Regions from separate parts of the Homo sapiens genome. Here region 1 is linked to region 2. Evidence: chromatin loops called from intact Hi-C (ENCODE). Cell type or tissue: endothelial cell of umbilical vein. All regions are shown on one strand.

Region 1 (5,000 bases), 140 kb after region 2:
TTAAATTCCCTAACTGTTAGAGAAAAGTGGGCAACAGTGGTCCACAGGATGATCCTACCCTCTGGCTTAATTTTATCTGGTCCATGAGAAAGTAACAATGAATAACATCACTACTGGTTTACCTGGGACATCTTAAAAGAGCTGTGGAGTTAGGCCACTGAAATCTGTCTTGCCTCTTTTTACCTTTAAATTCTGCCAATTATCTTGGGATAACCTTCTATTCCATTACCAAAGATAGAGTCTAACACATATTATTGGAATGTTCACAGAATATATTTTCCATTTGTTGCAGTATATAAAAGGTAATATTTTGTAATTCCCCTTCAAAACCTTAGGCAACTTGCCATTTCCCAAAGAAATGAGTTTTACATGTCTTCGTTTAACACGGAAGTCACATGACCCGGCTGGAATGAATTTGGAGAGGCCTATGTTTCAAAGCTAACAGAAGAGTGACCAGATTAAAAAAAGGAAACCCTAAATATCAAGTAAGGGATACTGCAAAGTTAACTTTCCTCTACAGTTTTTCAGAATGACCAAAAACTACTCTGCTTTGAAACGTGTAGTCTGATACCATACAGAATATCATCTCAGAATACTCTTGATACATGAAAGATCTTCAGAAAAGTATCCTCAAGCCCCTACATTCAACTGTCCCTCTATAGCACACGTGGTAGACTGAAGTAATGGTCCCAATCCTTCATTCCCACGTAATAGTATTCAACATCATATCCCTGCCCTAGCCTCATAGTTGCTAGACTGGACTTCTCTCCTTGACTTCAGAACTGGACATGTGACTGCTTTGGCATAAGAAGAGGCTTAAAAGGTGCTCCTGCAGTTGGGCATGACCTTTACTGTTGGCTTCACTGATCTAAGAAGGATGAAAACCTGGCAACATTGTGGTCCCAGTCCACAGCTCAGAGTCCAGACCAGCCTAAATGAGCTAGACTCTACTGTGAAATTTCCTCCTCTCTCTCAATAGATGACACAATGTATTAAATAATCATCACAGTTAAGGGAGATCAGAAACTCTTCAGCTGTGGGCTAGGGTCTTATACTAGCTCAGTGACATACCTCTTTAATTCAAACCTGTACTGTGGAAAAATTACAAATTACTGCAGCTCATCTACTTTAGCTTTATTTTAGAAGAGACAAAACTGAAAATGTCAAGGGTGGTTTTACTGACTTTTCACAGCCAGGTACCTTTGGTTCATGCTATTTCCTCTTTATGGAATGCTTTCTTTGCCTAATGAAAGCTTCTTTATTCTATAGGAGGTGTTTCCTTGATAAAATAATCGCAACCCACACAATTAAAGTTAGTTACTTCTGCTTCTAAGACTTCATAACAGTTGTTTGTATTTCTATTATTGCTGTGCTACTCAAAGTGGCAGTTCACAAAGTGTAAGTCACTAGTCTGTGATGAGATAGGCAGAGAAACTGACAGTAGGCAATTAGGAACTACTATATACTTAAAGTAATTTTGTGTCTCTTGCATTTAATAATTTTTTTAATTGGCCCTGTATTTGTCTTTTAAGTAATAAATTTTTATTGTGTTTTTAAAAATATCAACCAATGATTAATTTTTGTTTATAAAAAGGTTCCTCATCCCAGATAAGAAATTGTATTATAGCACTTATGTCATTCTATCCAGCACTGTAGTTAACTTACACATCTGTTTTGCTCACTCATCTTCCTTCCTTTTTTAAAAAAAAATCTATCAAAGGTGACATCGGTATTTTGCTCAAGAGGTGATACTGATAGATATGGAGTTTAGAGTCTGTAGTTTTAAATCTAAACTGCACTTTTAATATTCTCTACGAAAAACAAAGGGTAATTTTTTTAACCCCCAGTTATTTTTATTGTAGGCCAGTATCTCATAAAGGAAAAATCAGATCCTTGATCCTTACTTTGTGACTCATTCTGTTAAGACTGTCACGTTGTGGTCATATAAAAACAAAAATCCACCTAACATCTACATGGTCATTTTTCAATGAAACATGATATCACTTTATCATCAAACAAAGCAAGGGAAAAGTTCATTGTGGCTAGAGATGCATTAATGGACTCCTTATCAAGGCATTTCTGCTGGGCTGAATGCCATCTTTTCTGCTGGGCTCGCTGCTCAGATAAGCTATGCAATGAACACCCTGAAACTCCTGTTTACAGCTTTTCACAGTGGCCAGAATGTCACAATGATAAACACAAGCTGAATCACTCATGGTTTGAGGATAATTCAGCATTTCAGATTAAGTATATTTACAGAGTAGTAACTTTGCTGTCATTCAGCAGATGAGATCTCAGCAATCCCCACTAGGCTGGCTTCTAATAACGCTCTCCCACTTTAAGCCATGCTCAAATCTGAGCCGACTCCCCACCATTCTAACAGACTAAGGAACAGAGAAATTGGCAATTCTAAACTATGCTTTTTTACTTTTTTGAATTTGACCAAAATAAATACAGTGATACTTAGAAAATTATAGTCATGCATATCCTTATCGCTCTAATTCCCCATTATCTAACTAGAATGTTAGGTAGACAGGGCACTTAGAACTGAAAATTGACAAAACCATGCTAAATGGCAGCTCTTTTGTAGGAGAGTCAAAGATTGTAGTTGGGCAGTTGAAAAGCATAACCTCTAAATTTAATCCTCTAATAGTGCTTGAGGCAAATTTTAAACATGGATATTTACTCAAAGAACAGTAGTGAAGTTATCAATTACCAAATTATTTTTCTTTAAAATCCTGAAAATCTGCAGTTTTGCAATGTTTTTGATTAGTCTTTTGTTTCCTTATCTTCCTCTCCTAGAAAAAGTTGATTTCATAATTAATAATATAATTTCTCTGGATACCACCACCTTGTAAAAAGTAAAATAATTTCCTGTATATTAATGATTTAATAAACAATTCTTTTAAAATCATAATTTTGGTTACCATGGCAGTAGTTACCAAACAAAAATTAGCTATGACTGCAAACAGGAAATCCAAGAATGACTCTTTTGTAAGGCATTTGTAGGCAGGGAGAAGACTTATAGTTTGTGTATATTATAGGTGTAAGTCTATTTGTATAGCTTTATGCATTCATAATCTTTTTCACATTCTAATACATAAAAGCTGCTTTCTCATTTTCCCATCTTTTACATTTGCTATTACTTAAGACAAATGAAATAAGAATCCCTAATTACAAAGTTTGCAAAACCAAGAATCAAGCCCAGGGATCACCATCAAAATTGCTCACTGTCTGTGTTAGAAACATAGCGTACTGCTAACCTATCAAGAGTTCACTGACGGGTATAATTCCAGTTGTGCTTACTTTCAATATTTACATTGCTCTATCAACACTTGCAATAGCATAATTCTATGATACAAGCTTAAGTTCAGTGTCATTCTTGTTCACAACTATAACCCCAGAGTCTAGAACAGTGCATGGTACGTAAAAAAGCACTCATATAGTTTTTTTTTAATCTTTTAAAATTATTTTAACAGCCTTATTTTGAGAGAGATAACTTTTAAAGAAAATAAATGTTCCATTATTTTTCATTTTCCCATAATTAAATACCAAGGTAAGTAATACATCACTCCTAGACTTATGGGACCCACACTATTACAGCCTTCAGAGCCTTATACTACAGATTTAAATTAATTAAACTTAACCTAATATCTTCAAATACCTCCACAAATATTATGAAAATTAAGTACAAACAAGTTGAAAATAGCTAAGATTTGTGGAAAAAAATTATTTGGTTCAATCTATAGGTTCTTCATGGAATTCACTAACATTTAAACTATGCCATCTCCTTTATGTATATATTTATACATATATGTTCTTCATTTGTGTGATTTTAAAGCACTGTGGAACATTACACATGGTAGACTACTGATATTATTTCCCACGATCAAAGAGTCACAGGACTTGGAGAAACCTCAGAAATCATCTGGTTCCCCTACTGATTTTTATATAAATAGAAATTGATAGCCAAAGTGGTTAATATCACAAAAAATAGTGGACTCGGATCTACCAACTCTCAGCTTAGGGCAATTTTAAATATATTATACTGATAAATGGAAGTGAGAAAACGGATACACTATGGAAGACCTTTCCATACACTATAGATGTTTATATATACTGGAGACTTACTGACCTTTCCTAATTTCTAAACACACTAGTGATTGGTATGTAAAAAAGGTATATACACATTAGCATGGGGCCAACTTGTATTCCTTCTTCTAGTTCTCAGAAAAAGAACACAGGAAGTAGCTTCCATGTTACCAATTTATCACTCTCTTTCCACTAAGAAAGCCCCTCTTGGTAACTCGTGTTGCACACTGATGGTCTATGATGTTGATCGCATGCTAACAATGCTGGATGTCACTCTGGAGCTCCATGAGAGCCTCATGAAATATCTGATCATTTTGGTGTTTCCCACAGCTTCTCAGCTTCATAAGAAATGTTTTTGCATGAAGAATGGGAAATTAAAACAAAAAAATAGTTCTCCCAATATTAAGAGGTTTTTTGTTTGTTTTTTGTTTCTTTTTAGCTGCTCCATTCTTAGCTGTCTGGTCTGCCACTCCAGAGGCACTCTGAACACTTTGCTACAAGGGAAAAGAGGTTTAGCCTACTCATGCTATGTGTAAGGCTTTCTCTCAACTGCAGAGCTCAACACGAGAAAAGACCACGAGCATCCCTTTATAGTTCCAGATGCCATTGGTTAAACTTAACAAAACAAAGAGCCAAATACAGGGTCACTGTTACCTAGGGCCATTTTACATAGTTAGGAGACAGCATTACCATTGGCTCACACCAAAAGTCAGGAAGTTGGGAGAATCTTAGAAGATAAGGTACAGAATATTATTGGAGTTTATGCTATTTCTTTGACTGTAGAAGTTTCCCAGAAACTCCTTTTCACAATACTTTTACTTTTCGTATACTTTGCCTCTGCCCAAAGAATGTCAATGGCAACTTACACTAAAGGGAATACATACAACATGGACAAAGTAGAAACAAAA
Region 2 (5,000 bases):
CCAGGCCTTGCATTTCTCTCATTTGGTCCTTCACTGACAAATTCACATAGTGCAAAGGTCATGGGCAAGCTATAACTCTTCTCTGGAGCTCCAAGCTGGCTGCCCCTGGGGATTTATGTTCCACTCTCCTAACTGGGCTTACCAAGCCATAAATTCCTGATTAAAGCACAGACCGCTTGAGAGACAGGGAGGTTGGAAGAGTATCGATGCTCAGGTCTCCAGTCACCCACATATTTGTATGAGAGCCTTGGACTCCTGGACCCAAAGCCAGTGTAATTACTTTATAACTTAAAAATCATGGTTTTCAATTTTAAAAATTCATGTAAAAATGGAAGTCACTGTGCTGGAAATGAGTCTTTCCTTTCTGAGTTCTGTAATGCTATGTTATCTTTATATGTTTACAATAGAAGGAAATGGTCCTACTGGCTGCCAGTGAGTGAGGTAGCAGAGTAGAGCTGCATTCTAAAATCAGAACTAATATTCAGCACCAGCTTCTATGGTCTTGTGTTTTGATGTGCTGGCTATTGGGCCTACAGAAATGCACCTTCTGTTTATGCTTCCAAGTGTTCCTTTTATCTCTAGATAAAAGTGTACAGGGGAAGTTGCCAAAATTAGTCTACCTTTTGGACCCAGGCCATAGTTAAACTTAGATATAAAACAGATCAAAGAGTTCCATTCTGATCCAAATAGCTGCAGCCCAGCAGCATGGCTGGTGGCAGTATGAAGTGGCTGAACACCTTCTGATTTGGAACATCTGAGCAATACTTTCTGGGCTGCAAGGCACAAAAAGAGGCAGCATGCATGTCTGCTTTTGAAATGACTGTCCGCCTTCCAGGATTTGACAGAGGAGCACTTGTTTAGACTTTGGTGTCTAATCCAGTGGGAAGCTCCCAGGTATTCCTAAAGGCTGCCGCAGGGGGTCTCTATGAAGGGGGGTACTCTCCTCTCCTCAATACACACAGGGTTAATTTTGTTCACAGTCCTTCCATGCTTCCTTTAGGTGAAGCCAAACTGTCGAGGTTTCTTCTTTACCAGGTGGCAGCAATTCCCCACCCGACTCTTTTTCATTTTGCATTTACGTTCTGATTTTTAGAGTCTTAGACTGATGTCCCCGGGGAGAGTAGGAGCAGACAGAAGATTCTTGGGCTCTGTGAATCAATAGGGTCACCAAATTATTTACTATCCAAACCAGAACACTTCTGTCAGTGAAAGAGGCACTGTTGGTAATTAAATCTGGACAACTAGAGTCAACTGAGACTCTCCTGGCAAACTGCGGTGTATGGCCACCCTCTGCATAGAGAATCGGGTGATTTCTGGCTCTAGAGATGCAAGTCAAGTGCTTCTTTTCCTGTGCGTGATTGGGCATTTTTAGTCGCTCCTCTAAATTATTATAGATGATCATTTTCTGCTCTTGATAGCAAATATAACAATAAGAAAAAATTGGATAATAAATTTTCATATGACTCAAAACACAGCCCCGTTGTTAAATAATATTGCTTCAGAATAGATTTTCTTGCAAAGAAAATGTTCTGTACAAATTCTTTAAAGAAGTCTTTCAAGTGGATTTTTTTTAAATGATGCCACCGCCCACTACTTACAAAGAAAGTCTTGAAGGGGAGCAGCAACCCCTCAGGCCATTTCTATCAAAGAGATGTACAATCAGTACCAGCAACACAAAAATGCTCCTGTAATTGCACCCAAACTATTTTTTGTACCTAACAAATTTTTGTCTTCAAACTGCAGTTGTATGGCTGTGTTTCCGTTCTGTTTGTTTTACCACTTCCCTTTGAAATATTTTGCATCATCCTGGAGATTTTCCCAAGTTGTGGTCTGCTCGCTGGAGGGCTGCGCTCCTCTGATTTGCAGCATGAAGTTGTGTTGCCATGGCAGGGGTTGTTTACCATAGGGGAACACTTAACAGGATGGGCACCTCCCACAGCCATTCCAAACTCCTTTCCTCCTCTTCTCTACTCGCTTAGATATTCTGAGACAGCAGCCCAGATATGGCTTTCTCTAATCGTAAACTACATTCCCGGAGCGTGAACTTGACTTTGCTATGCTTTCGAGATAGGGAAATGTTTGGCTCTGTTTATTCCTCTCAAACTGGGCAGTGTCCTCTTGACTGTTATGACTAATCCACTTGTCATGGCTGGAATCTCCTAACAATTCTTTCCCTCAGGTAAATCACATCGCTCAGACTTGTGAAGCAAAAATGCCACTGAGACCAAAGGGTGACCTTGTGGTGGTCGCAGCCTGTTCACCTGACAGAGGTCTCTGTTGCCCAGGAGGACTTTTTATTTTTCCAATAAAAGGAAAGCTTAGTCAGAACCTGACAAGTCTTGCTCCCTCACATTCCTGCAGAGGAACCAGCCTGGGGAGAGATAAGAGCCGTGGGTTGACACCCTGATTATGCTTACCTTCTTATTTGTTAAATGTGGAAATTGACTTCATCCAATTAATAAGAGCAGGAAACAGTTTTTGTTTTGTCTTTGTAGGAAAACATGAAGTAACAGTTTTATCTCAATTTGTCAGGCATTGCCCAAGAGACTACAGCCATGTGGGCCAGTGGCCAAAAAATTGCTCTAAGGCCCAAGTATTAACACCCAGATATAAAAAGAATGCTAATTGGTTTTCCAGCTGAAAAATAATAAGGGATTTGCTGCCAAAAATGCTGTATGGCCTGAAAACCCCAAGTTTATACAATAGGGCCTGATTACAATCTGGGGGCTCCATTTGTGCTCCTATGAAGAGCTAAACAAAGGGAGGTGTTTCGCTCCTCTGTCTTTGTAGAAAGCTCCGCTCCAGATCTCAGCCTGGTGGAACACCAGGCTTCCCACAGTCTTCCTGCCAAATCCCCAAGTTTTTTCCTGGCTGCCATTCAGGAAAGTACAGCTTCGTCTGTAGGATGGAAAGTTAAAAAGGCCTTGCTTGGATACGCTGAAATATATACAAACACTGCCTGACGTATGGAGTAGGCTGCTGCCGCTGGCATCTTAGTAGAAAGAATGTGAAATTTTTAAAAGTCATTTTGGGTACGTGATTGAGATGTTAGCTGGAAGAAGAAACTTTTTTTGTTTGTTTGTTTTAGAAAAATGAAAATTCAGCATTCCCCTTAATCTTAACAGTTATCTTACCTTAGTTGTCTCATTGGTAAAATGTCAACTAACCTCCAAGATCCCATTTAGTTTGGGCTGTCTGTAACTTGAGGGCCGGGTATAGCGTATGCAGAAAATACAGGCTGTCTACTGAATATCTTTGAAAAGGTCCCTGGAAGTGAGTTGGGATGAAAGTCAAAGTCTGGAGCACTGGCATGGTACAGTCCTAGGCTGGTGTGCTGATGTGTATTGGCTGGGTGCCAGCCTGCCTGTGACTTCACACTACAATTCCAGGTCTGTATCACTTATGGGAATGGGCCTGAATTAAAATGATTGCATAATACTTACAACTCTGTTCTCTTTATTTCCAGCTGATGGTAAATATTATGGCAAATTTCACAGCATTTAATTAATCTTACCCATAATGTTTTTAAGTTGTAGTTAATACTAAAATACACTACCTTTTCACCAATCATGGTCATAGACTATTATCCTAGTCACGTATGTAATTATGCAACTAAGTTAAAGAGTTTTTTTTAAAAAAAGAATTACTTTGAAAAATGAAGTAAAATGTATTCTCAACAGCCAACTTCTGCCAAAATATGCGAAGAATAAAACAGGCCATAAGAATCCATTGATGTGTACAAAATTATTTTTTTGACAGAAACAGGCAAGCAACTATGTTTGTTGCTATCAATGCTTTTCTCTTGTTTATTACTTTTTGTTTGTTATTATTAATGTGTTTTCCCTTAAAGTAGTGAGGCAACATGGAACGTATGTAAGAGTTTATGGGCAGGGAGCAGTGGCTCACACCTGTAATTCCAGCACTTTGGGAGGCCAAGATGGACAGATCACCTGAGGTCAGGAGTTCGAGACTAGCCTGGAAAATATGGTGAAACACCATTACTCCTGAAAATACAAAATTTAGCTGGGCGTGGTGTCGGGCGCCTGTAATCCCAGCTACTTAGGAGGCTGAGGCAGGAGAATTGCTTGAACCCGGGAGGCGGACGCTGCAGTGAGCTGAGATCGCGCCACTGCACTCCAGCCTGGGCGACAAGAGCGCAACTCTGTCTCAAAATTAAAAAAATATATATATATATAAAAGAGTTTAGGAAGCATTTCTTAAAACCTGCTGGGTCTCAGGACTTTTTACCTGTAGGATACGTCAAGAAGTAGAAGGAGCATGGAGCTAGTGTTGCTGAGCTTTCATTAGGTTCACTCCACCAGGTTAAATTAATTTTCTGGCGTCCCACATCCTTCTGTGTAGACTCCAGTCTCCTTGGGCACACTCCTGCCTCTGTGATTTTGTACTACTCTTTCCTTCACCCGGAGTGAGGGAGCTCCCTTCTTTCCATTTTTTGGGATTCAGTTCAATCCCCACATGATTTGTGAAACCTCCTCAGACCACTCCGGCGCCCTTTGGTTTCCCACTTCTCTGAACTCTCATTGCTCTTATCATTTTCGGAAACAAGGTAAACACATGGAGGATTCAAGTGAGAATTGAACTGGAAACCAGAAGGTAAACAGGATACCCTTTTTTATTGCAAAGGGCAGAGACCCACTCAGTTGTCTCAAACTAAGGAGAAGGTATTGTAAACCTACAAAGTCCAAGAAACGGGCCTTTCATGATGTAAACTGGAAACCTCTTAGAAGCCTAGGCAGCTCTCTCAGACTCTCAGGATCATACAGTACCCCTCTGACTCTTTCTTAGGCATGTCTACTTTCATTTTCTTCCCTTTTCTCTCTTCCAAATTTTTAATTTCTTCCAATTTCTTTATCATTTCTGCTTTTATGCTTCAGCTCAACATCCCCCAAATATCTGAATTAGACTTAGGGTCTTTATTCCAAATTTAAAGGGATTGGATCATCTTGCCTTGTGCTGCATATCCAGCCTTCTGTTCAATC

What was found. A loop is a pair of places that touch in the nucleus more often than their neighbours do. Peaks named below come from ENCODE experiments on the same cell type or tissue, not always from the same donor. Only the 100,000 strongest peaks of a DNase experiment are listed, where the experiment ranks them.
Region 1: a loop joins it to region 2, with 7 times the contacts of the local background. A loop is called at or near these places in 2 of 110 quality-filtered maps.

Annotation. Positions count from the first base shown.
Region 1 is chr7:116,215,408-116,220,407 of GRCh38, reverse strand. All of the region lies in intron 1 of TES (testin LIM domain protein), which reads right to left. Among named protein-coding and RNA genes, the nearest start is that of TES, 7.4 kb to the right of the region's middle. In endothelial cell of umbilical vein, no CTCF peak of the experiment used is centred here; DNase peaks (open chromatin) are centred at 2,057 and 3,107; H3K27ac peaks cover 3,859 bases.
Region 2 is chr7:116,352,185-116,357,184 of GRCh38, reverse strand. No RefSeq gene overlaps it. Among named protein-coding and RNA genes, the nearest start is that of TES, 140 kb to the right of the region's middle. RefSeq lists an enhancer at 130-3,576. In endothelial cell of umbilical vein, no CTCF peak of the experiment used is centred here; DNase peaks (open chromatin) are centred at 14, 2,084, 2,464, 2,614 and 1 weaker place; H3K27ac peaks cover 4,703 bases.